2 separate regions of the Homo sapiens genome follow, and region 2 is linked to region 1. The links are chromatin loops, found by intact Hi-C in ENCODE. Cell type or tissue: endothelial cell of umbilical vein. All regions are shown on one strand. Each heading gives the region's core, and the rest is flanking DNA. Links, peaks and the distances in the headings are about the cores only.

Region 1 (17,399 bases), core at 7,549-10,048:
ATATAAAGAAAATACGGTACATATACACAATGGAGTACTATCCAGCCATAAAAGGAATGAGATCCGCTCATTTGCAACAACTGGATAAAACTGAAGGTCATTATGTTAAGTGAAATAAGCAAGGCACAGAAAGACAAACTTCACATGTTCTCACTTATTTGTGGGAGCTAAAAATTAAAACAATTGAACTGAGATAGAGAGTAGAATGATGGTTACCAGAGGCTAACAAGGGTAGTGGGGTAGGGAGAAGTAGAGATAAGTAATGGCTACACAAAAAAGAATAAATAAGATCTAGTATTTGATAGCAGAATAGGGTAACTTTAGTCAAAAATAATTTAATTTAGTGTTTTGTTTTGTTTTGTTTTGTTTTTTTTGGAGACAGAGTCTTGCTCTGTCACCCAGGCTGGAGTGCAGTGGTGTGATCTCAGCTCACCGCAACCTCCACCTTCCAGGTTCAAGCAATTCTTGTGCCTCAGCCTCTTGAGTAGCTAGAATTACAGGCATGTGCCACCACGCCCAGCTAATTTCTTGTATTTTTTAGTAGAGATGGGGTTTCACTGTGTTGCCCAGGCTGGTCTCAAACTCCTGAGCTCAGGCAATCTGCCCACATCGGCCTCCCAAAGCGCTAGGATTACAGGCATGAACCACCACACCAAGACTAATTGTACATTTAAAAATAACTAAAAGAGCATAATTCTACTGTTTGTAACAGAAAGGATAAAGCTTGAGGGGATGGATACCCCATTTACTCTGATGCAATTATTATGCACTGTATGCCTGTTTCAAAATATCTCATGTACCTCATAAATATATATACCTACTATGTACCCACAAAAATTAAAAATAAAAAAAGCTTTATTAAGATGTAATTCACATACAATTAACCCACTTAGAGTGTACAATTCAATGTTTTTTAGTATTTTCACAGAGTTGTTCAACCATTAGACAATCAATTTTAGAACATTTTCATCACCCAAAAAGAACACCCTTACCAATCAGCATTCACTGCCCATTTCCCCACCCCTCCTTCAGTCCTAGGCAACCACCAACCACTTTCTGTCTTTATGGATTTGCCTATTCTGGATATTTCATATAAGTGGAATTATATAATACGTGGTCCTTTATGACTGACTTATTTTACTTAGTATGTTTCCAAGATTCATCCATACTGTAACATTCCTTTTTTATTGTTGTTACATTATATGGATATACCACATTTTATTTATCCATTTTTCAGTTGATTGACATTTGGGTTGTTTCAACTGTTTGGCTATTATAAATAATGCCACTATGAACATTTGAGTAAAAGCTTTTGTACGAACATATGTTTTCATTTCTCTTGGATATATACTCAGGAACAGAATTTGCTAAAAATCTGCCAGACCGTTTTCCAAAGTTGCTGCATCATTTTACATTTCTATCAGCACTGTAAGATTTCAATTCCTCCCCTTTCTTACCAACAATGACCTGTCTTTATGACAATACCCTTCTTAGTGGGTGTGACGTAGTATACCATCGTGGCTTTTTGCATTTCCCTGGCAGCCAATGAGATTGAGCATCTTTTCATGTGCTTATTGTGCTTATTTCCTAAAATCTCTTACAATCTTCCCTACAGCTTTCATCTCCATTGGAGAGGCAGTGCCTGGTCACTGAGGGACAGAAAGAAAACTCATCCCATCCCATCTCCCTAAAAAAATCACCTGTTTTTATTGCTCTATATTTGTTGTTCATTGGTTGTCTTTGGGAACAAAAGAACAAAAATCCCACATGGTGAGAATTTTCTTGTCTCAAGTACCTACATTTTAAATATTTCTTGCAACAGTGTCTTATTTAAAGCCAATGATCTGAAATGAGTTTCTTCACTTCTACATAAAATGAAATGATCCCAAATAGCTGTATTTCCAATATTTGAAAAATGAAAAAATTTTCCAAACTAAAAGTCAATATGCATAGTCTCAGAAGAAGATGGAGAATCTGAAATTGGGAACTATCCTGGAAAGTCTGGGACATATGGTTGCTATAAATACAGGACAATTAGAGGTTCTTTTTCCATTTACAAAGGAAAAGTAATCGTTTTAAATTCATTCCTATGAAGGCAAGTCAGTCTGTGATGTTCATTAATATTTCCCTAGCCAACCAATTGTTCCAAATTCTGAGTATCAAGCATTTCTTTGCAAGAGTTATTTCCTATATTTGAACTGCATGCAGCCTACTTCATAAAACAAATTTGCATTTGGTATAATATAAGTAATTTAAGAATGCCTGAAAGTCTGAAAAAGAATTTAGAACACCAGGTGATTTTAAACAGGACTATCTGCAATGGGCACAGTTTAGTCAGTAAATAATACCTTTTCTAGTATTATAATGACATGAATTTCAGTTTCTTAAAACAATTTTTAGAACATAAAAAGAAAATCCAAATTGCTGTTTTTGTAAAAACTTTAATTAGAACTAAAGATGCTCTAATTTTAGGAGGTCAAATGTTGTTAACTTTAATAAGAATGAATAGTAGCTAAATGTTATGCTTTAAGAGAATCCAAAGTAATAAAAAATCAGAATTTAAAAAACAGTTAAGTTAAAGTGTCACAACTTTGAAGAATACTTTGCTTTAAAAAGAGTTTCTATTAAATATGAATTATAGGCTGGGCACGGTGGCTCATGCCTGTAATCCTAACACTCTGGGAGGCCAAGGCAGGTGGATCACCTGAGGTCAGGAGTTTGAGACCAGCCTGGTCAAAACGGCCAAACCCCGTCTCTACTAAAAATACAAAAATTAGCCAGGCGTGGTGGTGGCCACCTAGAATCCCAGCTACTCGTGAGGCAGAGGCATGAGAATCACTTGAACCTGGAGGGGCAGAGGCTGCAGTGAGCTGAGATCGCACCACTTCACTCCAGCCTAGGCAAAAGAGCAAAACTCCAACTCAATAAATAAATAAATAAATAAATAAATAAATAAATAAATAAATAAATAAATAAATAATAAATATGAATTATAAATAATTTTCCAGGGCAAATCTACTGTAAAAGGCAAAGGATTATAGAAAGAATAATTTCTTCACAGCCAGAGGCCAACAAGATAGCCAAGGTTTTCTGCTGTAATATCAAACTTTTTGTTTCAATCATGCTTTTTAAAGAGTAAAAATAAATTTTATACCTGAATATTAGATATAGTATAATTTGTTTTTTCAGTTTTCAGATTTAGCTATCAGCACTTTTCTTTCAAGAACATTTTTTAAAAAGTAATTTAAAAATATAAGTAACACATACACCGAGTACAAAATCAAAAAGAAAATGAAACAGTTTCTACCCTCCAGCTATCCATTTTTACCCTCTGTCCTTGCAAAAGGTGATAGCTGTTTTATTTTTGTGCCTATCCATCCCTTTAGAGTTTTCTCTGACATAGTGTTATGCAGCTTGCTTTCCCCCCTTCAACATTATCTTTCATACTTTGTTCACATATCAATATATATAGAGATGCTTTACCTTTTTGGTGGTTGTATGGTATGCTATTATATGGTACAGCAAAATTTCCTTAACTAGTTCCCTATTGACAGACAATTAGATTGTCAATCTAAATTCAGACTGACAATCTAAATGGTTTCAAATCTTTTGCTACCACAAACAATGCCTCAACCAAGCTGGTATTTATCATTTTGCATATATATCTAAAATAATTTTATTTTGTGTAACAATAAAGATTACAGTAAACTAACCTGAGATAGAAACAGATCTTAGTGATTAATTGGATGCTACAGAAGGAAATACTTTTCTGAGTGAGCCAAGAAGCACAGATAAGTTTAAATACCTTTCTTCAAAGGTAAGATCAAGATCAAAGATTCAAGATCAAGAGGCTTACATTTGTATTAGTATCTTAATCATTGTTAATAACAACTGTCTTCACAGAGCTGTATTAAAATCCTCTATGCGCAAATGTCATGATTCCTCTGTATAGATCATATAATTCTAAAGACAAGAATTGGGGCAGGCAGTAAAAAAAGAAATTGAAAGAATTTACAGCCATAAAAATGTTCAAGCCGTTATTAATCATACTATTTAAATTAAGCTAACAGATCAAGAAATACTTCAGAGATCACAAAAGACCAGAATACAATTAAAAACTTAAAGTTTTTAATTAAAACTTTAATTGTAAGTTTTACAATTAAAAACTTGAATTGAAATTATCTAAGAACCTCTTTGCTTAAAGTGGAGTTTAAATTTCCATTCTATTTATAAGACATTTAATTTTTTTTTATTTGAACACATGAAAAGTGGGTATTTGGACACATGATATTCGCACATGAGTGTCTCAGAAAAATAAGCAGAACTTATATGAATAGACCTTTTATAGTATTTTAAAAATAAGAAACCATATTTTTCTGCTTGCTGAATATAATAAAAACTATTATTTTAAATGAACATCCTTCCTCTCAAAATCCACACTATATGGATTCATACTACATACTAGATATAGATAGAAAAAAGGCTCACAAAAATCACTGTAAATTTAACTTAACTGTTTTCTAAGGTAAACCAATCTTATTAATAAACAAAATTGCATTTGTATAGCTGCTTCTTTCCTACTTCCTTATTGACTGTGCTTTATACTATAATGGGCTTATTTAAAACATTTTCCTAGAAGTTCAAAATTTACTGAGTCAATCTTTCTATATGTCAATGAGGAAATGGAGTTAGATAAACAATTTAATCTGTGCTATAAAATCATAGTGCTTTGGAAACTGGATATCTTTGCATAAAGCAAGCATTCCATGTCTTAAGTTTGTGATTTGCTCGGCCTCTAGCCTTTCTGGTAGATCTGACTATAAGACATAAACTGTATAGTCAGCTCTCTCTATCGGTGGATTCAATCAATCCGGGATCAAAAATATTTGAAAAGAAAAAATAACACAACAATAAAAAAATACAAATTAAAAAACAATGCAGCACAAGTATTTACATAGTGTTTACACTGTATTAGGTATTATAAGTAATCTAGAGATGACAAAATTTATGGGAGGATGTGTGTAGGTTACATGCAAATTTTATACCACTTTATTTAAGGAACTTGAGTATCTGCTCATTTTGGTGTCTGTGGGGTCCTGGAACCATTCCCCCTGCAAATACCAAGAGACACCGGTACTTGGTTCTTTGATAGTAGCTTCACACTACTTGAAATTCTACGGCCCTTAGAAACCCTCACATCTTTAAAGGGGCTTTTACCTCACAGATTGGGGTGAGGTGGAAGTCAGGAGAAACTACTTTCTAAATCAGTTTCACTTTGAGTTATTGTCCTTTGAATTTCAATTTCTTTGGAGTTCTTACTTTCTAATTATCACAGACTTGTGAAAACAGATGATTTACCTTGTCAAGTTTATCTTTACATGCTCTAAAGTTTCATTCATGATTTATTGTGAGGATTTAAAAATACAAACCATTTTTTAATATGCTACAGGAAAGAAGGAATCTGAAGCAGGCAAGACATAACAGGAATCAGAGGTTGTGTCCGTATCAAATATAAATAGGATTTTATAATTATTTCTAAAGTTAAAATGTAATATATCCAACATTTTTAGGAGCAATTTATATTGTATGCTCCTAAACTAGATGACTACTAAATATGAGAAAAAGGTTTTGCATTTGTTTCAACTTTCTTTCCACCTCTAAAAAAGGGAGGGGCTCATCCCATTGTTTCAAATTTATATTTCTGAACAAAGGAAAATAACAAGAGAACTAAGGTATAAAGTTATAATTTAGCCAGGAAATACTCACAGCTAGGTAACTGCTAAAATGGATAAAGCTCTTCCTTTCCAAAAGAAAAGTATTCACTCTCGACTGAAAATAGAGATTCACACTTCTGAGCACTAATTATGATATTAATTTTTTTCTTTTTAGAAATGTCTGCCAAGCTACTAGGGAAAGGAAAAGATAACTTTCGAAGAGGTGGACGCTAACATTCTCTGGAGAATTATCTCTGCAGTTTAAATGAGAAATGAAATCAGCAGACGACTGCTACTGTTGCAAATATAGAGTGCCTTCAATTCTAAGAAACCAAGGAGCTGAGCTGTGTAAAATCTTGGATGTTCAATTTAAAAACAAGTAAGTGTGAGAAGGTGAATTTTAAAACAGATAAACAGGAAACTACTTTAAAATGGATAAAAGGAAGCTGTGGTAGCTGAGGAAAGCTGGAGGCTCTGTGCCCAACCTAATCTAGAGTTTCAAGATTCAGGCTGAAATTCAGTGTGTGTTAAAATCACCTGATAGGCTATTTAAAGACAGATTGCTGGGCTCTACCCCTAGAATTTCTGATTCTGCTGATCTGGTATAATGTGTGAGAATTTGCAGTTCTTGGGTGATACTAATGCATCTGGCCAGCAATACACCTTGAGAAACATGTATCTATTCAGTGTCTGGAGAAACCAGGAGGAGTGAGCAATGATTGTTAATAGCTGAAGATAAATGAGCAGGCCATCTAACGCTGGTCATATAATTGGGATACATTTGGTTAAACCAAGCTCAAAAGTTTATTTCCTACAGAACTTTAGGAACTTAGATTTACTAATGTGCACTGTGGTATTCCAAGATACAGCATGTGGCATTATACAAACCTATCTGTCAATGGGGTAGGTTTTATACGAGGCATCTTACAGACTGGTGAGGACCACATTTCAAAAATACTGGTCCAGAGGAAAAACTAAATTCCTTGGCATGGAATTCTAGTTTGTTTTTTCCAATCTACCTTGCAGCCTTCTATTAACAAAAGCCCCCCAATAGCTGCAATGATCCTATATTTTGCCCTCTCAAGCTCACTCAGCACACCCAGCTCAATGCCATTTTATTCACTTTTGTCTTTATTTATTTTGAGACAGAGTCTCACTCTGTTGCCCAGGCTGGAGTGCAATGGCACGATTTTGGCTCACTGCAACCTCCACCTCCTGGGTTCATGCAATTCTCCTGCCTCAGCCTCCCCAAGTACCTGGGATTAGAGACATGCACCGGTATGCCTGGCTAATTTTTGTATTTTTTTGTAGAGATGGGGTTTTGCCACGTTGGTTAGGCTGGTCTCGAACTCCTGGCCTCAAGGGATGCACCTGCCTTGGCCTCCCAAAATGCTGGGATTACAGGGTGAGGCACCATACCTGGCCACAATGCCATTTTAATAAAAATTTACCTGATGATACTAAATTGCTAATTTCCTCCTCTGTAATTCTACTTCCCTTTGTATCTGTTTTTAATATCTGTATTATAGTTCTCTTGCACTCCAACCAGACGGTAAATTCCTTGAGGTCAACAAATACTAGTGACTAGCTTCTAGAGTCAGGCTCCAGGTTAAGTTCAGGAGGGTATTTCTGGTATCATGGAGCCTCCAGTCATGCATGGTGGACAAATATGCATATATAATTAAAATCTGTGTAAAAACTGCAAAGGAAAAGGATAAAATTCTATTCATGTATATAGAAATGTTAAGGAAAACTTTTATTCTTTGTTATAGCCCAATGTGCCTTACCTTTATAGTTTTAACATAATTTATCTATTTAAGACCTAAAGATAAATTCTAAATTATTAAACATGATAATTTATAAATATATTTGTATATATTTATGAATATACAATTTATAAAATATTAAATATGATTATTGACATGGCTTTTTTTGAGATGGAGTCTCACTCTGTTGCCCAGACCGGAGTGCAGTGGCACAATCTTGGCTCACTGCAAGCTCCACCTCCCAGGTTCACGCCATTCTCCTGCCTCAGCCTCCCGAGTAGCTGGGACTATAGGTGCCCGCCACCATGCCTGGCTAATTTTTTTGTATTTTTGTAGAGATGGGGTTTCACTGTGTTACCCAGGATGGTCTCGATCTCCTGACCTCGTGATCCGCCCGCCTCGGCCTCCCAAAGTGCTGGGATTACAGGCGTGAGCCACTGCGCCCGGCCGATATGGCATGTCTTAATGGAAAACTCTGCTGTGTCATCTTCGTCTTACTTAATCCTTCCTTTGTAAACATTAGCTATTTAGACCTGAGGAAGTACTCTAGGACGTGGAGGGAATTTTCCAAGAAGGAAATAGGAATAGTTCTAGCATTACAAAACTAAATCAGGAGTTGTGACAGGAAATGCTGCAATATCAAAAGAAGATGGTATCAGATTTCCTTTGACTTTTCAATCACTAGATTCTTAAAGTCCCACTTTGCCCATTTCAAAAGGGTCAGTATGTTCAACTTGGAGCAATAATAGTGAGGGTCGAATGACCTGCTCAACTCCCTGCAATCTGACTGCCTTCTTCAACCTGGCCTTACATTTAGCTTTCTGCCAGCAGTTTGACAGCCTGGTAAGGTTTGGGCTCCAGACTGGTTTATTAATTCCCTGCCCATGTGTCCTCCTGGCCTTGACTGTGGCTTATGTTCCTGCATCGTTTACTGTCTTTCCTGCCTCAGGGACTGAATTGTGTTTGCTTCAAGTTGTGGCAAGTTGTCTTCCTTACGAAGGGGTGATCCAAGCTTTCCCCTATACTTTTCCCCAGGCTTCCACATCCGGTTCCTGACCTTTCCTGCCCTCTAGTGGCCATGAGCCACACTCCCATCCTTGGCTGTGGAATCTGCACACAGTTGGTAAAGTTTGACAGATTAGAATATTTTACGTGAATTTCTATTATTCAAATGCCATGATATTATAACCCTGATCTTCCATTGACATTACCCCACAATTAAAACACACATCCATGAGAGGTGAAATCCACAACTCAAGTGGACTTAGATTCAGATAAAACTACCCCACTTAATAGTTTAAGTATAATCTAAGAATGTTTACACAATGTTCCAAAAGGAAGGTTAAAAATAATTCCTAAGTTTTTCCATATAGTGTAAGGCCTACCAACACACTGCACATAGTTGGAAGTCACTATTTAGCTCATCATTTGGTTGTTAGATTTATTGCTCCAGATTCCGGTTTTAATCATTTTCAAAGGTAAATGAATCTAAAAGTTACAAACTACTGAACTTCATATTCAATTTTTTCTATGTATTAAACAACACTAGCATTAGTGGGCCTGAAAACACTGTTAACAACTCAGGATTTATGAAAGTTTTCAGTCTACAGACTTTACTGAGATTATCCTCCTGCAAACTTCCTTAATTCACGGGCAAGCAGCCTTGATGCTTACAATAATTTCAACACTCTGATCCTTCTTTAATAATTTCAAAACATCTTATATATGTTCTTTGTCTTCCTTGCCTAGACTGCCCTATCAGAAGTTGGGATAATATCTTCTGCTCTTTTGTATTTCACAAAAAGAACTTTTTTTTTTTTTTTTTTTTTTTGAGACAAGGTCTTACTTTGTTGCCCAGGCTAAATACAGTGGCACAATCGTAGCTCAATGCAACTTGGACTCCTGGGCTCAAGTGATTCTCCTGCTTCAGTCCCTGAGTAGCTGGGACTATAGGCAAGCGCCACCACACCTGGCTAATTAAAAACAATTTTTTTTTAAATAGAGACAGGGGTCTCACTCTGTTGCCCAGGCTGGTCTTGAACTCCTGGGCTAAAGTGATCCTCCAATCTCAGTCTCCTAAGTGCTGGGCTTACAGGCGTGAGCCACTGTACCTGGCCAAGAAAAGACCTTTAAAAAGCAAAATCTGTTTGTTAGATTTTTAGTAGTCTTTTTCCTATTCATTAACAAATGGTAGTAAGCACAAATGATGCACAGTGATCAGTGAAAACAAAGATTTCTTCTCAGTACAATAAACACACTGCAAGAAGTATGTGTAAAGATTGTACATATGGCCAGAGAATATTTCTAAACAACAAACAAAATAATTATCAAATAATTCCCAAAGTAGTTTTTCTTCTTCTTTTTAATTCTCTCTCTCTCTTTTTCAAACCTTGGCACAAGACTACATTATGTAGTGGCAGAATAAAATGTTTTCTATAAAAAGTTTTACTTTTTGAAATGAATAGCCTTTTATTAGTTTTTAAAAATGTATTTCAGAAGTAGAAACTGATTATTCTTACAATTTGATTACCTGGTTATCTGATCAAATGTAAGTTTAGCTGATCTATAAACAGTTTTTAAGATTTTTTCCAGGGTTGAAAACTCATATGATTTTTACTGAAGACTATAACATATCAATGAAAACAGGAAAAACGGGGATGTGGGTTACTGTTGCTTAAGAAAATAACTCAACAAACCCCTTTAAAACCAGTATTTTCTTGCTTAAACATTAGGGCAGGTACCAGTAGAGAAAAATAAAGCCATTGGGATGGGGCTCCACTCCTTCAGCCATAACCACCTAGTACAGCAGCTTTAGGCGTTTTCCTCAATACACTGGATCATTGTGAAAGTACAGGGGTATCAATGTCTTGCAGCTTGAGACCTAATGTTCTAGGGGAACCCTGTCCAACAGAACTTTCTGTACTGATGGAAATGTTCTGTACTACTGCTGTCCAATGCAGGAGCCAGTGATCACATGTAGCTATGGAGCACAGGAAATGTGTCTAGTGCAAATGAGGTTCTGAATTTTAAATCCAATTTAATTTAAGCTAATTTAAATCTCAATAGCCACATGTGGCTACTGGCTACTAAACTGGACAGTGGTGCTGTAGGAAATTTTTTTTAGTAAAACAGTACTTTCTGGTTTTAAGATCTTAGTTTTAGTTCTTGCTGTCTCTGAGATTCAGACATGTCCTCAAAGCTGAATGATGCCCCACACCACACTGTGTTCAGAATCATGACTCCACTTTTTTTTTTTTTAAACTAGTTTGGCTCATCATACCTAAGAAAAGGTTGAGATAAGCTTTTTAAGGATGCTTCTGGACAAGAACTCATCGTAAGGAAAGGAGGAGGAACCAGAGCCCAGTGGGACACAGCAGGACTCCAAGGTGACAACAGGTGCGCTGCATATGCCTGGAAATACTGCTCCACAGGACTGGATTTGTTTTAGAGCGCATGGGAGCCATGCCTGGGAATCCCAGAAATACTGAAGAGCACTTTATAGCTGCTTGGGATCTTTTATGAGAAGAGAAGAGCTAAGTCAGTGAAATTTGGGTTATAATTGTTATTTTGTATCTACTGGTCCCTGCAGGCTGGTGAAGCTTAGGAAACTCAGATTAAATGGAGTAAACAGATTTGACTAGCTTGCTCCAAAATTATGGTATCAGTATAATATATTTCGGCAATTTTACCACCTGTTGCTAATATTTATAAATAACATGCCAGGGTCATACCCAAATTAACTTCAGAAGGTTAAAAAATATCCTAAGAGCCAAATACATAATTACTTTCAGTAAAGGGAGAGATAGCTATAAGAGAGCTTTATAAAAGCCCTATCAGACCGACAAAATTGAGTTGCTTATATGAATCATACAAAATTGAGCTTTTATGTATGTCTCAAAGAGTAACTATATAAATGTAAAATTATAATAGCTGAATTACTTTGCTTTTACCCTGTCAACAACTGCCAACTAAACATTTTAATATGAAGATAAATTGGCACACTAGGATATATTTCCCATTGCAAATGTATTAATAATATTTTGTTTAAAATATGAGGCAAAAACATTGATGACAGCTAGAAGATGAACTGATTCCTAAAGATCAAGAGTAAGATAAAAACCAAGTTATAATAGTGGTTTTTACAAAATAAGATGTTTATTTTAATGTTTTCACATATAATAAACTCATTTAAATAAAAAGAATGCTATTAGCGAAAACTGGTATCTAACTTTTTTTAATTTTTAATTTTTGTGGGTACATGGTAGGTGTATGCATTTATGGGGTACATGAGATGTTTTGATACGCTATGAAATGCATAATAATCACATCATGGATGATGGAGTACCTATCCCCTCAAGCATTTATCCTTTGTGATATCTTAACTATTGAGAGCTCTGTGAATTCTTTAGTTTAAAAACTGAAGAGAAAAAAGTCTACAATTTTATGTTTTACATTTATGAAATCGTCTCCATAAGTCAAAATTTTCAATGGGGGATCAAAGAAACAAGAGTTCGTTTTAGAACTACCAATTATTGGATATTCAATGTGGGGCTTGTGGCCCACATATAGGACTTTCTGGCTAATTATTTACTCCTGTTAATTTGCTGTATAATTCTTATTTTTGTTCTCCTTCAGTACATCCAGTGTTGACACTGTCCCTAAGAATACATCCAATCAAAATTCGTGAGTATAAGTAAAAAGAATTGTGGCTTAATTGTTAATAGGCTTTAGAAATCCTGTATTCCTTTGAAAACAGACTTTGATCTTTGCTTTGGTTTCTTATGAAGAAGTGCTTCCCCAGATTCGTGGTCTGTGTATTTTTACTTGACTTTTTAATGTGTTCTTTTCATGCATTTCCCATTACTTAACTGTTCATGTGGATTCATAATTACATATATGATTCCATTTGTACATATAAAAAACAATTATTACATGTTACATATCATGGCACTTTACAGTTTACAGTGCCTTCAGACACTCTCACAACAATATAAGGTAGATAATGAGAGCTACTCTTTATTGAGCATCAAGTATTTGCCAAACATATAAAATTTCCAGTACTTGAAACACTGTTGCAATGTTTCATAAATTTTATATTATATAAATATAAAAACCAGGATTTGGAAAAGCTATAATAGGAACTAATAGAGTTACTTCAACATAGAGTACATTTTCACCTCTGCCTAGGAATGAGTAAGGTAGCTATCCCAGATGTTTGAACCCTAAATACAGTGCGGCAATTAAGGCTTAGATAAGATGTGGTTAGATGATAAATTCCAAATCTGAACTCTAATCTCTTGGTTTTAGGTTCCAAAGGAAGGCCTCAATTATATTGGTAACCCATGCATTATCAAAAGTTATCTGATTAAAGAAAGAGAAAATCCTATGGTAAATAACTGACATGCTCCATCCCAAAGAGATGTGAATATCAGAAAATAGATGAATTAGACAGATGCAAGTCAAAAGAGATGTATCCATCTTGAATTTTGTCAATACTAAAATGACATAGTGACTTAGAGATTTATCTAGCCAAAACAGTTTAGAATTAATGTTGCTTTTACCATTAATTTTGTCACGACTGCATGGTGGCTTTATATATGTAAAAGGCTCCTAACCATCACAGATGCATTTCAACGTGTTTATGGGTACAATATGTATTTTTTAAAAAAGATTCTAGAAAAAAGGAGAAGCGAGGAGGAGATGGATGATATAATCAACAAAATGTTGATATATTTTAGAACGGGATGAGGCATACATAGGGGTTCACTGCAATATTCTTTCTACTTTTGTGTATGTTTGAAATTTTCCCTAACGAAAAGTTTTAAAATATTTGGGAAAAAACTAGCTTATAATAATATAGGTAGTTTATAACATTTATTAAATAAAAAGAACTTAAGGATGAAATTCATAAACAATGTTATAGGAGGCAGAAAACAAAGTATGTGTTAATCAATAAAAGTAATCAGAAAAAAACAAAGTAATTATAAATCACAAGTTGGAAGACAAGGAAGGAAATATTTGAGAGAAATTAGGTCAGCATGGTGGCAGGTGCCTGTAATCGCCGCTAGTCAGGAGGCTGAGGCAGCAGAATCACTTGAACCCAGGAAGTGGAGGTTGCAGTGAACCGAGATCGTGCTATTGCATTCCAGCCTGGGTGACAGAGCGAGACTCCATCTCAAATAAAAAATAAATAAATAAATAAAAAGAAATATTTGCGAGAGAAACTGGTTCTCTGGTAATGTTTAATAATAATCCCTAAACTTTTTTTTCACTCAACAATGGCCATAAGAAAACACTTGATCTGGACTATACATTCTTCAGAGTGTAAACATTATTCATTAGATTGTAGTCAGCCCAAATGGAATTTTTCCTTTAGACAACTCTTTTTTTTCTTTCTGATGCTATTTTTACCAAAGTAATCTTTTCCAAGCAGCTTTATCCTGTAGGATTCTCCCAGTGCCCGATGAGAGTCCTTTTGGCTAGTGGTAGTAGAAAGGTGCTTTAAAATACATAATGGAGTTGCGTTTTGGTTGAAGTATGACATTTGCTAGATTTGTGATTTTCAGCAAGTCATTTAAAAATTTCTGGGCCTTTCTACTTATTTCTAATATGGAGATATAATCACTATCTCAGACAGTTTCCTAAAATGTGGCACATGAAGTATGCTGTTTTAAACTTTTACAAATATAAGGCTAAGGGTTTAAAAAAGAATATACTGGGGCCGGGCAAGGTGGCTCACGCCTGTAATCCCAGCACTTTGGGAGGCCGAGGTGGGTGGATCACGAGGTCAGGAGATCGAGACCATCCTAGCTAAACACGGTGAAACCTCAGCTCTACTAAAAATACAAAAAATTAGCTGGGCGTGGTGGCAGGTGCCTGTAGTCCCAGCTACTCGGGAGGCTGAGGCAGGAGAATGGCGTGAACCCGGGAGGCGGAGGTTGCAATGAGCCGAGATCGTGCCACTGCACTCCAGCCTGGGTGACAGAGTGAGACTCCATCTCAAAAAAAAAAAAAAAACACACATATATATATATATATATATATACACACATTGGCTGGGCACGGTGGCTCATGCCTGTGAATCCCAGCACTTTGTGAGGGCGAGGTGGGAGGATCACCTGAGGTCAGGAGTTTGAGACCAGCCTGGCCAACACGGTGAAACCCCATCTCTACTAAAAACACAAAAAAATTAGTCAGATGTGGTGGCGGGCACCAGTAATCCCAGCTACTTCGGAGGCTGGGGCAGGAGAATCGTTTGAACTCTGGAGGCGGAGGTCACAGAGAGCCGAGATTGCACAACTGCACTCCAGGGACAAGAGCAAGACTGCATCTCAAAAGAAAAGAATATATCAAGGTTTTCTCCAAGTTAAAAATCATAGTTGAGGCTTCAAGTCCTAGTGACAGTGAACATCCAATATTAAACTCTACTAGAAGGCTGTTAGGGTCTCTTCCTCCTTGTTCTATTTCCATACACCTTTTATTTTATTTCATTTTTTTGAGACAGAGTCTCACTCTGTCACCCAGACTGGAGTGCAGTGGCTCGATCTCGGCTCACTGCAACCTCCGCCTCCCAGGTTAAAGACATTCTCCTGTCATAGCCTCCTGAGTAGCTGGGATTACAGGCGTGCACCAACACGCCTGGCTAATTTTTCTGTTTTCAGTAGAGACGAGGTTTTACCATGCTGGCCAAGCCTGTCTCAAAGTCCTGACCTCAAGTGATCTGCCCACTTCAGGCTCCCAAAGTGCTGGGATTACAGGTGTGAGCCACCACACCCGGCGTATTTCCATACACATTTTAAACAGGTTGATTCTCTTCTTCTGAGTGACAGGTATGCATATTTGCACTTCAATGTATTACCAAGAATGCAAAAAGTTGAGAAATACGTTAAGGAAACCACATTTTCTACTTGAGAGTGTTTACTTCAGTCTTTCTAGGAGTGTATATGCTTCTAGAATATACACAAGGTATGTCAGACCAGAGGTATGAAAATGAGGCATTTTGGCCAGGCATGTAATCCCAGCACTTTGGGAGGCCGAGGTGGGTGGATCACCTGAGGTTGGGAGTTTGAGACTAGCCTGACCAACATGGAGAAACCCCGTCTCTACTAAAAATACAAAATTAGCCGGGTACGGTGGCACATGCCTGTAATCCCAGCTACTCAGGAGGCTGAGGAAGGAGAATTGCTTGAACCCAGGAGGCAGAGGCTGCAGTGAGCCGAGATCGTGCCATTGTACTCCAGCCTGGGCAACAAGAGCGAAATTCCGTCTCAAAAAAAAAAAAAAGAAAAGAAAAGAAAATCAGGCATTTCATTTACTGCAAATGAATTAAATTATCATCAGCATGTTAAGAATTCTGTAAGTAAATATCACTTTTAAGACATATTTTACCTGGAATTCACTCAGTTGCAGAACTTATATAAAGGAATCACCTTCACTCCTGATTTGTCACTAACCATGGCTGTAAAACATAACTGGCAATCATTAGAAGTTTCTTCTCTGGAGAAACAAATTGACCTCAGAGAGAAGACACTAACAATTGGGGGGTTTCCCAACAGTGAAACCCACCAGTTGAAAAGCCCAACATAATTACAGAACCTCCAGGCAACTTCATAGCGACTTACTCTCAAATATCAACAACAGATATCTGGAGGGAAATGTCCAGTATTAAAGAGAAATAACAATAACAACAGCAAAGGGACCAAAGGGAACCAGAGACAACATAGGACCTGAAACAAAACTTAAGAAAGAAAATAGACCAAACCCGAAGTAAAATATTCTCAGAGAAATAAGAGATTGTATTCATAAAAACAAGTAGGACGTTAGGACTAGGAAATCATCAGAAACAAGAAAGAACTTTAAAAATAAAATTTTATATCCTTCGCCCACTTGTTGATGGGGTTGTTTTTTTCTTGTAAATTTGTTTGAGTTCTTTGTAGATTCTGGATATTAGCTCTTTGTCAGATAAGTAGATTGCAAAAATTTTCTCCCATTCTGTAGGTTGCCTGTTCACTCTGATGGTAGCTTCTTTTGCTGTGCAGAAGCTCTTTAGTTTAATTAGATCCCATTTGTCAATTTTGGCTTTTGTTGCCATTGCTTTTGGTGTTTTAGACATGAAGTCCTTGCCCATGCCATCAACAAGTGGGCGAAGGATATGAACAGACACTTCTCAAAAGAAGACATTTATGCAGCCAACAGACACATGAAAAAATGCTCATCATCACTGGCCATCAGAGAAATGCAAATCAAAACCACAATGAGATACCATCTCACACCAGTTAGAATGGCGATCATTAAAAAGTCAGGAAACAACAGGTGCTGGAGAGGATGTGGAGAAATAGGAACACTTTTACACTGTTGGTGGGACTCTAAACTAGTTCAACCATTGTGGAAGACAGTGTGGCGATTCCTCACGGATCTAGAACTAGAAATACCATTTGACCCAGCCATCCCATTACTGGGTATATACCCAAAGGATTATAAATCATGCTGCTATAAAGACACATGGACACGTATGTTTATTGCAGCACTATTCACAATAGCAAAGACTTGGAACCAACCCAAATGTCCATCAATGATAGACTGGATTAAGAAAGTGTGGCACATATACACCATGGAATACTATGCAGCCATAAAAAATGATGAGTTCATGTCCTCTGTAGGGACATGGATGAAGCTGGAAACCATCATTCTCAGCAAACTATCGCAGGGACAAAAAACCAAACACCCCATGTTCTCACTCATAGGTGGGAACTGAACAATGAGAACACTTGGACACAAGAAGGGGAACATCACACACCGGGGCCTGTTGTGGGGTGGGGGGCTGGGGGAGGGATAGCATTAGGTGATATACTTAATGTAAATGACGAGTTAATGGGTGCAGCACACCAACATGGCACATGTATACATATGTAACAAATCT
Region 2 (14,830 bases), core at 8,768-11,267, 52 kb before region 1:
GAGTGCAGTGGCGTAATCTTGGCTCACTGCAACCTCTGCCTCTCAGGTTCAAGCAATTCCCCTGCCTCAGCCTCCCGAGTAGCTGGGACTGCACGTGCACGCCACCACGTCCGGCTAATTTTTTTGTATTTTTAGTAGAGACAGGGTTTCACCACATTAGCCAGACTAGTCTCAAACTCCTGACCTCAGGCAATCTGCCCACCTCGGACTCCCAAAGTGCTGGGATCACAGGAATGAGCCACCGCGCCCAAATTTTTAATTTTTTATAGAGATAAGGTCTCCCTATGTTGTCCACGTTGGTCTCGAACTCCTGGGCTCAAGCAATCCTCCCGCCTCAGCCTCCTCAAGTGTTGGGATTTTAGGCGTCAGCCACCATGCCCAGCCAGATACATATTTAACAGAAGATTGTAAGTTAGCTTAAGAAATGAGTGCTCTGACAATCTGTCTACCAATTGGAAAAATTTAAGTAACTTTTTAATTTATATTCTGAATAAAATATAGCCACAAAGAAAGGCAGCTATATGTCGTCACATGTAAATATCCCTAATAAATATCTGATAAAAGAAGAAAGTAGGCCGAGCACGGTGGCTCACACTGGTAACCCCAGCACTTTGGGAGGCCAAGGTGGATGGATCACTTGAGGTCTGGAGTTTGAGACCAGCCCGACCAACATGGTGAAACCATGTCTCTACTAAAAATACAAAAATTAGCCAGGCGTGGTGGCGGGCACCTGTAATCCCAGCTACTCAGGAGGCTGAGGCAGGAGAATTGCTTGAACCTGGGAGGTGCAGGTTGCAGTGAGCCGAGATCACGCCACTGCATTCCAGCCTGGGCGACAAAGTGACTCACTCCGCGCTCAAAAAAAAAAAAAAAAGAAGAAAGTAAGTCACAAAACAAAATGTGTAAGGTGATCCTATTTAGAAAAACAAACAATATGTTATACTATCCCTAAAGCACTCTTGTTCTTTTGCTGTCCTAAAGTGAAGAGAATGGAATAGGGAAAAGGCTTGGGGGAAAGGGGACCTGTCCATGTTTATTGTCTAGACTTCTTGAATGACTGAATGGAATATTTAGTTAATATAAAAATATAATTTAGAATGATTTCACAAAACAAGCCATATACTTATTTTTCTCAGATGTGATGAGGCCTAATATTTGAAACTTATAGGTTATACTGTGACATTATGGAAGAGCAAATAAAAGAAAATGAATACCTCTTTAAAAGCAGCCATTTGCTTCTGGATTCGGTTTACAAATCGCCATTGTATTACAAGACTAAAAAGAAACAACATTTCATTTTCATGTGAACCAAGACAAAATTCTGAGGCACAATTATTCTAGTTAGAAACAAAAACTAAAGGCTAGCTGAGACCAAGGTAAAAGCTGAATATGAGTGCTTGCTACTGCATTGTGATAGAGAAAAAGAACACTGAGATTCTGGACAAGGGGACAGAGAAAGATGGTAAGAAGAGTCTTTCTGGAATAAAGTACAAAATTATATCCAATAAAATACATACTAATAAAATACTTACTAAATATATTCCTTTTTGTTCTTATTGGTGACAACTATTTCTGATCCACCATTTTTCAGCTCATGTTGATGTGTCTAAAATTAAACACAATAACTTGATATGTTATTTTAGCGAGAAAAATTTAAAAAGTATACATATTGTAGTTATACGAGAAACTTGGTGTTTTAAATTAAGTCCAGTCAAAAGTTAAAAACTAAGAAAACTTAAAATACTAGTTTTACTAAAATAAATATGGAACGAGTCAAATGTTAAAGAAAGTACAAATTCTTGCTCAGAGACAGCTTTTGTTACTGGGAAATGAATGTAAAAACAGAGCCTAGGAATGTATTAAGTGTACGTATTAACATCTAAACATTTGTCTCACAATTTATGTGCCATTTTAACTGATCAAAATTCACAAACCTGTCCAAAAAGTTCTTCATCTATGATAAACCTGAGGTCCAATTCTGTTGGGTCATTTTCAAGAATCCATCTTAGGGAATTGTAATATTCACTATCCTAGATGGGAAAAATTACATATTTAAAATTTGTATCTATAACACACCTGAAATTGCAAAAAACAGTATGTAGAGGGTCTGAATAATTGGGTAAAAGATGAGAGGTCAGATGGACATCCTTTACTTACACACATATATAAACAAAAATGTATGTGTGTATGTGTGTGTATTACAAAAAGAGATGGATGACAGGTAAGGGCAAGAGTAAAAATGCATCAATCAATTAATCAATTGGTGCCTACTTAAAAGTTTAGAATCTATGTTTATGTGGAAGCAGTGGAGGTACAGATTTTATCATCCAGTTAAAGGAATGAATACAGAAGTTTTCAGATAAAACCTAACTTCTCTGGATATCCAGGAGCACTTAGCACATTCCTCATATGCCTATGTGACTTCGTGTTAAATGTTTTATTTTTATTTTTTAATTTAATTTTTTTTTTTTTGAGACAGGGTCTCGCTCTGTCCCTTAGGTTGGAGTGCAGTGGGGCGACTGTGGCTCACTGCAGCCTCGACCTCCTTGACTCAAGTGATCCTCCTACCTCAGCCTCCCAAGTAGCTGGGACTACAGGCGCGCACCACCACGCCTGGCTAATTTTTGTATTTTTTGTAGAGACAGAGTATCACCATGTTGGCCAGGCTGGTCTCAAACTCCTGACCTCAAGTGATCCACCTGCCTCAGCTTCCCAAAGTGCTGGGATTACAGTTGCACACCCCTGTGTCCGGCACTAAGTGTGAAATGTTTAAGTAGCTATGAGGAGGCCATTGTTTATACCCAGCCCGAGTTAAAGAAAAATCTCTTAATAAATATAGAGGCTCAATGAACCAACTCAAGTAACTGTGCAATCTTATGATTTATAAAGAATCACACTGTTTGTGCTGTTAATATGTAATAAGAAAAGAATAAAAAATGAACTTGGTACTAAGGAAGATGCCCTGGAATTCATGTGAACACACATTGTGTGAGGCTATTCAGCAGCACAGGAAACAACACGGCTACAGTCCGGGGTTTAATCCTTGGGCTTCTGTTTTTTTCTAGGAACCTAACCATAACGCTTTGCCTTTCGACTGCCATTTAAAAAATATACACCATTTGGCCAGGTGCGGTGGCTCATGCCTGTAATCCCAGCACTTTGGGACGCTGAGGCAGGCGGATAACGAGGTCAAAAGACTGAGACCATCCTGGTGAACACGGTGAAACCCCGTCTCTACTAAATATACAAAAATTAGCTGAGTGTGGTGGTGCGCGCCTGTAGTCCCAGCTACACAGGAGGCTGAGGCAGAGAATTGCTTGAACTTGGAAAGCAGAGGTTGCAGTGAGCCAAGATCACGCCACTGCACTCCAGCTTGGCAACAGAGTGACACTCTGTCTCAAAAAAAAAAAAAAAAAAAAAAAAAAATATATATATATATATATATATATATATATATATATATATATAACATTCATCATAAAAGATCATAATGCAAATACTGATTCAAAAGACATATAACTTGGTATAACCTATTGAAGTATTTAGTGGGATGTTTAATGTTATCTATAACTTACTCTGAAATGCATGAAGAAACTAAGACAGACTGATGGATAGACAGATAGGTATGTGATAAAGTAAATCTAGAAAAAAAGCAATTGTGAGTAGTTGATATACAACTGTCCAATGTAAAATTCTTCCAACTTTATTATATGTTAGAAAATTTTCATAATAAAATGTTGAGGAAAAAGTTCATTTGTATTTTGAAACATGATAATATATTAATTTCCATGTCATTAAAAGCAAATTCTTCAAAATGTTCAAGCTGCTTGTTAAATTATACTTCGTCTATACTATAAGTGAAAAAGACATACCACAGATTCCATATCATGAAGGGTTATTGGTTTGTGAAGCATCATCTTGTAAAATGGGCGGATGAAAAAACCTTGCAAAAAACCAAATACATTTAGGATGATTACCAAGTGAAAGAAAACAGGTAATTATATTGTAAAAAGTTTATACTTAATACTAACCATCCAACAGTTTGCCATGATAAACTGCCATTCCAGCTACCCGACCAATAAACTTGAAGTAAGAGAGGTGATCTTCGTTACACAATCCAGAGTTTGGATTTATCTGTAGGGTATAATTGTCCCTGTAAAGACAACCCCATTTAAATACTTCATTTGAAAAACTTTAATATGACAAATAATTACAAATAATCTTCCTCCTTTAAGAGTTGTTTACCACTGTTAGAACCACATTCCTCCACTGGATTTAATGGTTTTAAAAATAGTAATTTCTGTCAAAAAGTGGAAATAACCCAAATGTCCTTTGGCAGATGAATGTATAAACAAAGTTTTGTTTGTTCGTTTGTTTTTGAGATGGAGTCTTGCTCTCGCCCAGGCTGGAGTGCAATGACACGGTCACAGCTCACTGCAACCTCCGCCTCCCAGGTTCAAGTGATTCTCCTGTCTCAGCCTCCCAAGTAGCTGGAATTACAGGCGCCCGCCACCATGCCTGGTTAATTTTTGTATTTTTAGTAGAGACAGGGTTTCACTATGTTGGTCAGGCTGGTCTTGAACTCCTGGCATTGTGATCCACCAGCCTTGGCCTCCCAAAGTGGTGGGATTACAGGCATGAGCCACCACGCCCAGCCTAAACAAAGCATTATATGCAAAAATAATGGAATATTATTCTGCCTTAAAAAGGAAGGACATTCTGATACATACTACAACATGGATGAACCCTGAAGACATCATGTTAAGTGAAATGAGCTGGTCACAAAAAGACAAATATTGAATGATTCCACTTATGTGAGGTACCCGAGGAGTCAAATTCATAGGGACAGAAAGCAGAATGGTGGCTGCCAGGGAATGGGGAGCGAGTGCTTACTGGGTATAGGGTTTCATTTTGGGAAGATGAAAAAGTTCTAGAGTTGGATAGTGGGATGGCAGCACAACAATGTGAATGTATGTAATGACTCTAAATTGTATATTTAAAATGGCTAAAATGGTAACTTTTTTTTTTAGAGGAGTCTTGCTCTGTTGCCCAGGCTGGAGTGCAGTGGCGTGATCTCGGCTCCGCCTTCCGGGTTCACGCCATTCTCCTGCCTCAGCCTCCTGAGTAGCTGGGACTACAGGCGCCCGCCACCACGCCTGGGTAAGTTTTTGTATTTTTAGTAGAGACGGGGTTTCACCGTGTTAGCTAGGATGGTCTCGATATCCTGACCTTGTGATCCGCCCGCCTCGGCCTCCCAAAGTGCTGGGATTACAGGCATGAGCCACTGCACCCGGCCGACTCTTACTTTTAAAACAGTGATTTTTCTTTTTCTGCCGATAATCATTGTAAAGGTACTTACGTAGCAGAATATTCAAACAACCCATAATAAGGGTTAAACATTTCCTTTGAGATCAGGAAGAACCATTCTCTGGCAACTCCTCCATAATCCAATCCCTTTTCACCATCAAACTCAATCCACAGTCGAGCCTTCAGGAAGTCTGCTCTCTTGACACCCATAATTCTCCGGTAAGAGTCTTCAAGAACAGTTGCTCGGCGAAGTTTCATTTCAAATTTGTTTGGAATGTCATTCTGAAAATCCAGAGGAGAGACGTACTGTTTAAATCAGTTCAACATAATAACAAACCCATCTCTCATAAAGTTATAACATTCCCTCTACACCCTGTGTCCAAGTCTCTTTTTCCTTACGTAATATACTCAGGGAAAACACAACTAGGTATATTGTCTTGGTTTCCTCTATGGTATGAGACAGTTTCTGCATTTTCTTTAATCACTTAGTAATATAGACTTCTTTACATCTGAAGAAGCTTTTGTTTTTGGAGACAGCTCTGTAGTCCAGGCTGGAGTGCAGTGGCGTGAACATGGCTTACTGCAGCCTCGACCTCATGGGCTCAAGTGATCCTCTTGCTTCCGATTCCTAAGTAACTGGACCACAGGCGCATGCCATCATGCCTGACTAATTTTTTAAGTTTTTGAGGTCTTGCCATCTTGCCCAGGCTGGTCTCAAACTCCTAAGCTCTAGCAATCCTCCCGCCTTGGCCTCCCAAAGTGCTGAGATTACAGGCATAAGCCATGGCACCCGGCCTAAAGAAGCAATTGATGGTGATGGTAATGCCCCCATGAAGGCATTTCGTTAACAGTCCTTTTCATATTAAGTTCCAATGAACACCGTTCTGTGACCTGTAGGATAGCCACTGCCTGCTAGCTGTTGTGCCTGTCTGTTCAGGCTTTTCCCTACCTCTACTTTCCTCCCTGGAGTCTATCTTGCTTCACTCATTAACAGATGGTGACATTTACAGACTGTGCCAGTGATATATTCTGGCTGTGTCCCTACCCAAATCTAATCTTGAATTGTAACTCCCACAATCTCCATGTGTCATGGGAAGAACCTGGTGGGAGGTGATTGAATTATGGGGGCGGATCTTTCCTGCACTGTTCTCATGATAGTGAATGGGTCTCACGACATCTAATGGTTTCTATGCACAAGCTCTCTCTTTGCCTGCTGCCATCCATGTAAGATGTGACTTGCTCCTCCTTGCCTTCTGCCATGATTGTGAGGCCTCCCTAGCCATGTAGAACTGTAGGTCCAATAAACCTCTTCCTTTTGTAAATTGCCTGGTCTCAGGTATGTCTTTATCAGCAGCATGAAAACGGACTAAAACAGCCAGGCATGGGTACCCTGGAATGGCAGGTTAACGTGTTTAACCTCATAACAACACTATGCGAAAGCTACTATTATTGTCTTCATTTTACACATAAAACTGAAGAAGACGACTTAAGAAAGTCTTAGCTCCTGAGTCTGTGCTCTTAATTAATGGAGCTACATTGCCTCACTAATCTTTTGTACGTTCTTTGCTTATGTGACAAATGTACACAACTATGCTTTAGGCAGAACTTATTGTAAATTTTACAAAAGATATATCTAAATATTTTATTCCTCAGTACTTCATGGGCAAATTTCCAGGGGAAACCAGTAAGAGAAAACATGCCATCAATATTCTGTCACCTCCAAAAAAGAAGGTTAGCTCTAAGGAAAAAAAATCAATTTCATTCTCAATTTATTTAGGGAAAATGGAAAGCCCTATAGAAACATAATAATGTAAGCAGTTGATATAAGCAATATAAGCATGATATGAGCAGTTTCCTATACTGCTTATGTCATTAAAAAAATGGTAAGCTTGCAGAACAGCAACTTTAGACTGGATACTAGGCAGCTGGTGCAGGTAAGCATTTATCAAAGGCCTACTCTGGGCCAGGTGGTATTGTAGTAGGGCCAACGATGGGGAATAAAGGGAATAAAAACATAGGGTAAGATGTCCTTGCTTCCTCAAGGAGTTTCTCATCTGGCGTATATGTGAAAAACAAGTGTAAATGATGCTAATTCTGAGACTTAAAATAGGAGGACAATTGCTGATGATAGAGATGGAAGCAATGTTCTGCAGGGCATAAAAGACTGAGCTATTGACTTCAAATGAGGCAATCAAGAAGGCTTTGAGAGGAAGTCTTTAGACAGAGAAAGGGAGGGAAGGACGGAGGAACAGCATACATGAGAGGTCTGATATATTTAATACCTAGAGGGCACAGAAGGAGAAGAAGGGAGAGGAAGGGAAAGAAGGCAGGGATTATAGGGGAAAAATGCAAAAAAGTAGTCTGGGGCCAGAGGGTGGACAGTGTGAATGCAGTTAAGAAGAGAGTTTCTGGGTTGGGGAGCCACACGGTCAGATTGCTGGGTTCTCAGAAGCTGACGGGACAGGGTGTAAAGGGTGGTTTTAAAGAGGAGAAACAAGAGGCACACTGGTCAGTTAAAGACCCCTGGAATAGCTGAGTGAGAGAAGACAGAGGGACCTGTGAAGGAGCAATGGTAGTGGAAGAAGAGGGGGGTACAAGAGAACTTCAGTGTTTGAACTGAGTAGTAGACAAGTGCATGCATTCTGGAATCTGGTCCTGTGTTATTGACTCCACCATTCACTAGGAGTGACACTTTGGGCAGGTTACATGTCTTTTCTAAGGATTAGTTTCCTCATCTATAAAATAGGGATAATAATAATGATAGCTACCCACATGGAGTTGTTTCAACTCCATGCATTAAAAATGCTTAAACAGTATCTGGCATATGGTAATTATTAGCCATCATTATTCCTAACTACAAGATGTTGAGGATAAGGAAGAGGAAAAGGTTAAAGACAGTGCACGGCTTTCAAGCACCGGTTTTCAATTTTTTTTTTTTTTTTTTGAGACAGAGTACTGCTCTGTCATTCAGGCTGGAGTGCAGTGGCATGATTATAGCCCAGTGCAGCTTTGAACTCCTGAGCTCAAGTAATTCTCCTGCCTCAGCCTCCCAAAGTGCTGGGATTACAGGCATGAACCACTGCACCTGGTGTTTTTAATATTCTTTATTTCTGTTTTGGTGTTACATGTTCTTACATTCTAAGTGTTCTGCTCTTTTGCTATGATGTGTCTAGATACAGATTTTATTTTTAAAGTACTGCTTGGGCCTTTTTACTAATGTGAGAATTCATATTCTTAGCCTTCTCCTCTTCATGATCTTGGTCCCCTCCTTCTGGGGTGACTTCATGTCTTTTAACCTTTCTTTTATATGTTTATCCCCTTACATACCTTTGTTGCATTCTGGGTAATTTCCATACAAATTAATTAATTTCTCTCTTAATTCTCTTAGTCACCAATATGACATGTCATGTTGCTTAGGAACATGGGATCTGGAGCTAGACCACTTAGCTTTTCTACTTAATAACCATGGGACTTGATCACATTACCTATTCTCTCTGTGCCTCAGTTTCCTCATCTGTGAAAGGTAATAGTAGTCCCTTCCTTACAGAGTTATTGTAGACATTAAATGAATAACATATGTAAACTTCTAAGAAGAACGCCTGGTATGCAATGAGAGATCAACAAATATAATTGCTTTTATCATGGTTTTTTTTTTGTATTTTGAGGCCTGTAATGGCATTGTCTCCCATCTCCTGCTGCCTGGAAGACATTAATAATTAGATACTACAACATGTTTCAACCACTCAGAGTGGCAAATGGAGAAGCTAGTGCTTCTATTCCTCCAGCGTATTCTCATTAACAATGAAAATATTTAGCAGAACAATAAATCAGTAAACATTTAAAATCCCAAAGTCTAGAAGTAGAAAACAAATTTCCAGGGAAATTTCGACACAAAGTTATTCTTTTTTTCTTTTTTCTTTTTTTTTTTTTGAGACACTCTGTTGCCCAGGCTGGAGTGCAGTGGCGCGATCTTGGCTCACTGCAACCTCTGCCTCCTGGGTTCAAGCGGTTCTCCTGCCTCAGCCTCCGGAGTAGCCGGGATTAAAGGTGTGCGCCATCACACCTAACTAATTTTTGTATTTTTAGTAGAGACGGGGGTTTCACCACGTTGGCCAGGCTGGTCGTGAACTCCTGACCTCAAGTGATCCACCCACCTCGACCTCCCAAAGTGCTGGGATTACAGGCATGAGCTACTGCACCTGGCCCACAAAATTATCCTTAAAAATGAGTTTAGAAAGTTTATGATATTTAAGGATTTTATTAGGGCATAAAATGTTTACACTAAAAAAACTATCATGTTTTCTTTTTGCTAAAAATTTGGGTGAAACTCTGAGGTGGCCCACCCACCATCTTGAATATTTGTGAAAGCCAGCTTCTGGCTTAGAATGCAAGAAAGTATAACCCAATATGGCCACCTAGTGGTAGTATTCCTAAACTGCAGGCAAAGGAGGACAGGATGAGCAAGTAAGAGAGGCGTTAAAACTAGTAAACAAAACCAGGAATGAAACAGATGGCCAGATGATGAGTTTAGTTCCAAACATATTGCATTTGTGGCGATGGGAAAAAGTGTAGTGAACATAACTGATAAGCATAAGGAGACAAGTCACAAGAGCACAGTTCCACTCATGATTGTATTTTTAAATTATGCAGAGACATTACATTTGAAGCCGTAGAGAATGAATGACTTTCGCTGGAAAACAACAAAGTCATAAAAAAATCCAGACCGTCCTCCAACACAGTCAAAGACTAGGCCAGAAGATAATTTCCTGACCCACTCTTGCTCAGATTCTACAAAGATCAAGCCCCATAAACCCCACAGGGATACACCAGGTTAGAGCTCTGGAAAGCAAACTTTAAATGCCATTTTTCTATATTATAAAATATACTGAAAAATAAAGACATAAACTAATTATGGTCTGTAGTGATATATCACAGCTACTCAAAAAATGAGCATCCTTTCTCTAGGAAAAACTGTTCACTCAAAGTTGTTACAAATATAGAACAAATTATTACTGTAAAAAACATTTCCCATTACTTTCCATCTATATATTGATGACTCTTAAGTATTTATTATAAACATGACTAACCTGCTTCTTCAACTTTCTTCGGAAGAACTCATACTTTCTTTTGTAATCCCTGGAGTAGGGCACTGCCTTTAGTTGGAAATTTTGGAAAAATAAAGAAGTTTAGGTTGTTTTTATTCTGGAACAATTTTTATTTGTTGTATTTTATGAACGTAAGGGCATTAAAAGAAAAATATTTGGAAAGAAAAGTTTAATTAGAAGAAAAACAAATACAAAACTTTAAACTTTAAAATATTTAATTTCTCTGTTTAAGATAAAATTGTATTCAGCAATTCCTATGGCTGTAATTTTCATTATGCAATATTCTTAAAATGCAGCATGCCAGAAATAGGAAATTTCTTCCAGGTAGAGAAATATTAGAAACAAAAATTTCCATTTCTAAAGAGACTTTCAAAGTGATTTCTCCATTAAAGGGACAATGTGAAAAGCGTACTTTTTCCTTGAACTCCAAGGAGTTGCCTTTTTGAGCCATTAAAGGACTACATGTTGAGACAGTAAATAGTAATAAAAAACGGTATCTTCAGTTTTATTTATTTTTATGAATTAGAAAACAAAATCTGAATAAAATGGAAAAAGCAGCTATAAAAAAGGATAATTTTCCTATCAATCTGACTCAAGAGTAGTACAATTATCATACGTGGTAATATTTATACTTAAGTGTGGATGTGTCTTACATACTGGGCATTTACAATGATTTCTTTTTCTTTTTCCTTTTTTTTTTTTTTTTTTGAGATGGAGTCTCGCTCTGTTGTCCAGGCTGGAGTGTGGTGGTACAACCTCAGCTCACCACAACCTCCGCCTCCTGGGTTCAAGTGATTCTCCTGCCTCAGCCTCCCAAGTAGCTGGGACTACAGGTACCTGCCACCATGCCCAACTAATTTTTTTTGCATTTTTAGTAGAGACAGGGTTTCACCACGTTGGCCGGGCCGGTCTCGAACTCCTGACCTCAGGTGATCCACCTGCCTTGGCCTCCCAAAGTGCTGGGATTACAGGTGTGAGCCTGGCTTGATTTCTATAAAAAAATTTAAGAATGACCCTGGAGTGGATAGGGTGCTGCTGCTTCCTCATCCGCATACACTCTCTGCTCCTCTCTGATTTGTGGAGGACTGTCATCATTCTTGTTCAGACAGTGGGAGGCACCAGCCTGAGCTCAGCAGCCCACACTGCCTTAGCATTCTGACTGTCTGGCTCACTTGTCCCCTCACTGCTATTGCGTAGGGTAAGGATAATGACGTTATAGAATCTTTTCAAATAACTGAGACTTGGAGTATGGGAAATGGGGGAGAGGAGAGAACGGCCAATGTGCTTTCCTCTCAATGCCTGTAGGGTTATGCCCGTGACTATCTGCTCTTGAAGAGACAGGTGAGCGGACAGTCCCATCAGAGCACACTGGCAGAGAGACTTACTGGTCCAGTTATTGCTACATTCTCCAACCGAGGATCTTCCCATTGTGTTCTTTTTATATCTGAAGGGAAGAAAAAGAAAAAAGATGTACTTTCTCACACATAAAATTTATTACAAAAAATAACATAATGAAAAATCGCACTGCACATACTGTGATTTATGTAGAAGATTCTTCCATCTGTGTGAGTTCTCTCTTCCCATCCTGGCTATAATTAAAAATGTATTTCAATTATTTTAGGAGAGGGGCGTAGATGAATGGATAGAAAAATAGCACTGGTTGTATGGTTAATTTAACTTGCATATTCCATTCCATTCTTAGAAGGTATCAACATTTTAATAATAACATTAATTATAGATGATAAAGAAATACTATACCCGAAAATGCAAAATATTTGAGATAGCCAAGTTAGATGGGTTAGCATTTCTATACACTTACAGGTAAAGGCCCTAGATCATTGGAAGTATCAAGTGATGTCTTTCCTCTCAGATGGGCTGGAATTTTCAATCTTGGATCTTCCTTTTTTGGTAGAGTAAATAAAGAACAATACACACAAATTTTAAAATAATCAAAGTCAGTCTGTTACCATGTTTTCTAACATCAATGGATATTTAAAATATTCTCTTGTAAAAGTCAATTTATACTTTATTTCCTAAATATGTGACACAATATTTTCTCCTTCTAAAATCTATCACTGTCAGGCTATAATATCAAAAGGAATAACGATCAGTTCTCAGGGATCACCACTAACTGGTCATTTCTTTTGCCCCGCTCTTTAGGAAATGTGTCACTATATAGGGCTTTTCTCTATGTAAAAACTGGTGAAAGAGTAGGACATTAAATTGGACCACATGATATTTCTTTCTTTTTTTCTGAGGTGGAGTGTCGCTCTTGTCGCCCAGGCTGGAGTACAATGGCACCATCTCAGCTCAATGCAACCTCTTCCTCCTAGGTTCAAGGGATTCTCCTGCCTCAGCCTCCTGAGTAGCTGGGATTACAGGCATGCACCACCATGCCTAGCTAATTTTTGTATATTTAATAGAGACGGGGTTTCTCCATGTTGGCCAGGCTAGTCTCGAACTCCTGACCTCAGGTGATCCACCCGCCTTGGCCTCCCAAAGTGCTGGGATCACTGTGCCTGGCCCTGGACCACATGATATTTCTAAGCCCCAGAACATGCATTTTGCCAGCTATCTGTTCAAGGGTCGATTAATATTTTTGAATAACAGGAAGGTAAGCCCAAAAAGGTTATCAAAGGCCAATTCAGAATGTTAAAAAAGAGAACAAAATTAAATTTATTTGGTTTAATTTATATATATTATTTTAATATTATTAATTTATTAAATAAGTTTAGTATTATTTAAGCTATGTTGGTCTTTTAATAATTAATTAAAATATATTCATCTGCTGCTAATTTTAAGTAATTTTTTTTTTTTTTTTTTTGAGATGGAGTCTCGCTCTGTTGCCCAGGCTGGAGTGCAGTGGTGCGATCTTGGCTCACTGCAACCTCCGCCTCCTGGGTTCATGCCATTCTCTAGCCTCAGCCTCCTGAACAGCTGGGACTACAGGCACCCGCCACCATGCCTGACTAATTATTTTGTATTTTTAGTAGAAACGGGGTTTCACCATGTTAGCCAGGATGGTCTCGATCTCCATCTCCTGACCTCGTGATCTCCCCCCTCGGCCTCCCAAAGTGCTGGGATTACAGGCATGAGCCACTGCACCCGGCCTTTAGGTAATTTTTCTATTAGTAGTAAGCCAAGCACTAAACAATTTTAAGCCTTATCTTAAAATAAAAATACTTGTTCTACCTAGCCTCACAAGGTTTTTTTGATATTAAATGAGATATGGATTCAAAAGTGCTTTGGAGCTATAAAGCCTCATATAAAAGCAAAGGATTATTCCTATGTATCTTCTTAAGCATTTATGGCTAGTGAGCTAAAAACTGGAAATAGGAAGTAAACATGAATATCTCCATCATAATCCAAAACAATATTAAAAAGACGCATAAGCATTCTCCTGAATACAAATAATATTATTAAGAATTCAATATACCTTTCAATGAATATTAGGAAACATAGGTTATACTAATACATACTTAAAGATTTTAAGGAACTATACATAAGAGATGATTATTGTTGTTATAAATTTAAATGGAAAAGTATCAAAGTTACCCAGGTGGTGGTTTTAGTGTTGTGGTCAATAAAGAAAGGCCTCCCATTTGGTGCATGCCGGACTTCCCAGCCTTTAGGAAGGAATCCTTGCTCAATTTCAGATGGCTGGGTCACCTGCTGGCCTGAATCACTGGTGGAGGCTTGTGATTGAGGGCCTGCAGAACTCTGGCTTGAGGTCAGCTGACTGGTCTCCACTGTGGCCTAGCACATTAATGAAATCATATTGTAATATTTTATAGAGAGAACTCACAAATAGATGTAGTTAAAAAGGTAACTTAACCTGCAAATAGAATACACACCCTCCATTAAAGAGACTCTAAATATTTGAGGCTCATTTTCAAATGTAGTTATGGCATGTTAATATTTTCCCAACATTTCAATAATGCATTACATTTAATAACATTTTTCCAATAAATTATTTTGTAAAACTTTATTTTTACAGTAATTTATAATTTTTCAACTAATTCTCAAGCAGTAAGATGTTAGTTAACAGTATGCTGTGGGTGCATCTGACTGAAGGAGCGAGGTCTGCAAGCTCAAGCCCTAGCTGCAAGGGGAGCTCTCGTGCCTATAGGAGGAGGTCGTCTTTGTTTTCCCAAAACTCACAGGATGGGGAATTCCTCATACACAGAAGTAGATTCAAATGATGGGCAGACAAAATGAATGGCAAATATCTACCACAGAAATGGATAATTGAAATGCAATATATTCATGATGGAATATTAGTAGTTAAGAGAAATACACTGGATCTATAAATAACAACATGGACAGAGCTTTAAAACAATGTTAAGCAAAAAGGTGTAGACTTACAGGGCCACAACATCAATGCAAAGTTTTTTTTTTATCAAGCAGCACCTCATTCT

Evidence for each region. Hi-C counts contacts between places; a loop is a spot of excess contacts. Peaks named below come from ENCODE experiments on the same cell type or tissue, not always from the same donor. Only the 100,000 strongest peaks of a DNase experiment are listed, where the experiment ranks them.
Region 2: it touches region 1 in a loop (3.0-fold over the local background); 4 of 110 quality-filtered maps call a loop at or near these places.

Annotation. Positions count from the first base shown.
Region 1 is chr15:55,889,344-55,906,742 of GRCh38, forward strand. The region is part of intron 5 of NEDD4 (NEDD4 E3 ubiquitin protein ligase); the gene reads right to left. Among named protein-coding and RNA genes, the nearest start is that of NEDD4, 96 kb to the right of the region's middle. RefSeq lists an enhancer at 2,253-2,422. In endothelial cell of umbilical vein, for the core only: a CTCF peak has its summit at 8,561 (motif pointing left); DNase peaks (open chromatin) are centred at 8,068 and 8,488; H3K27ac peaks cover 1,422 bases.
Region 2 is chr15:55,836,575-55,851,404 of GRCh38, forward strand. NEDD4 (NEDD4 E3 ubiquitin protein ligase) reads right to left here. Exons shown (of 29, transcript NM_006154.4): 14 at 13,968-14,168; 15 at 12,232-12,312; 16 at 11,947-12,001; 17 at 11,798-11,856; 18 at 10,395-10,460; 19 at 5,360-5,589; 20 at 4,032-4,153; 21 at 3,873-3,943; 22 at 1,935-2,030; 23 at 1,533-1,606; 24 at 1,215-1,275. Among named protein-coding and RNA genes, the nearest start is that of PRTG, 100 kb to the left of the region's middle. RefSeq lists an enhancer at 9,460-10,001. In endothelial cell of umbilical vein, for the core only: a CTCF peak has its summit at 9,736 (motif pointing left); a DNase peak (open chromatin) is centred at 9,727.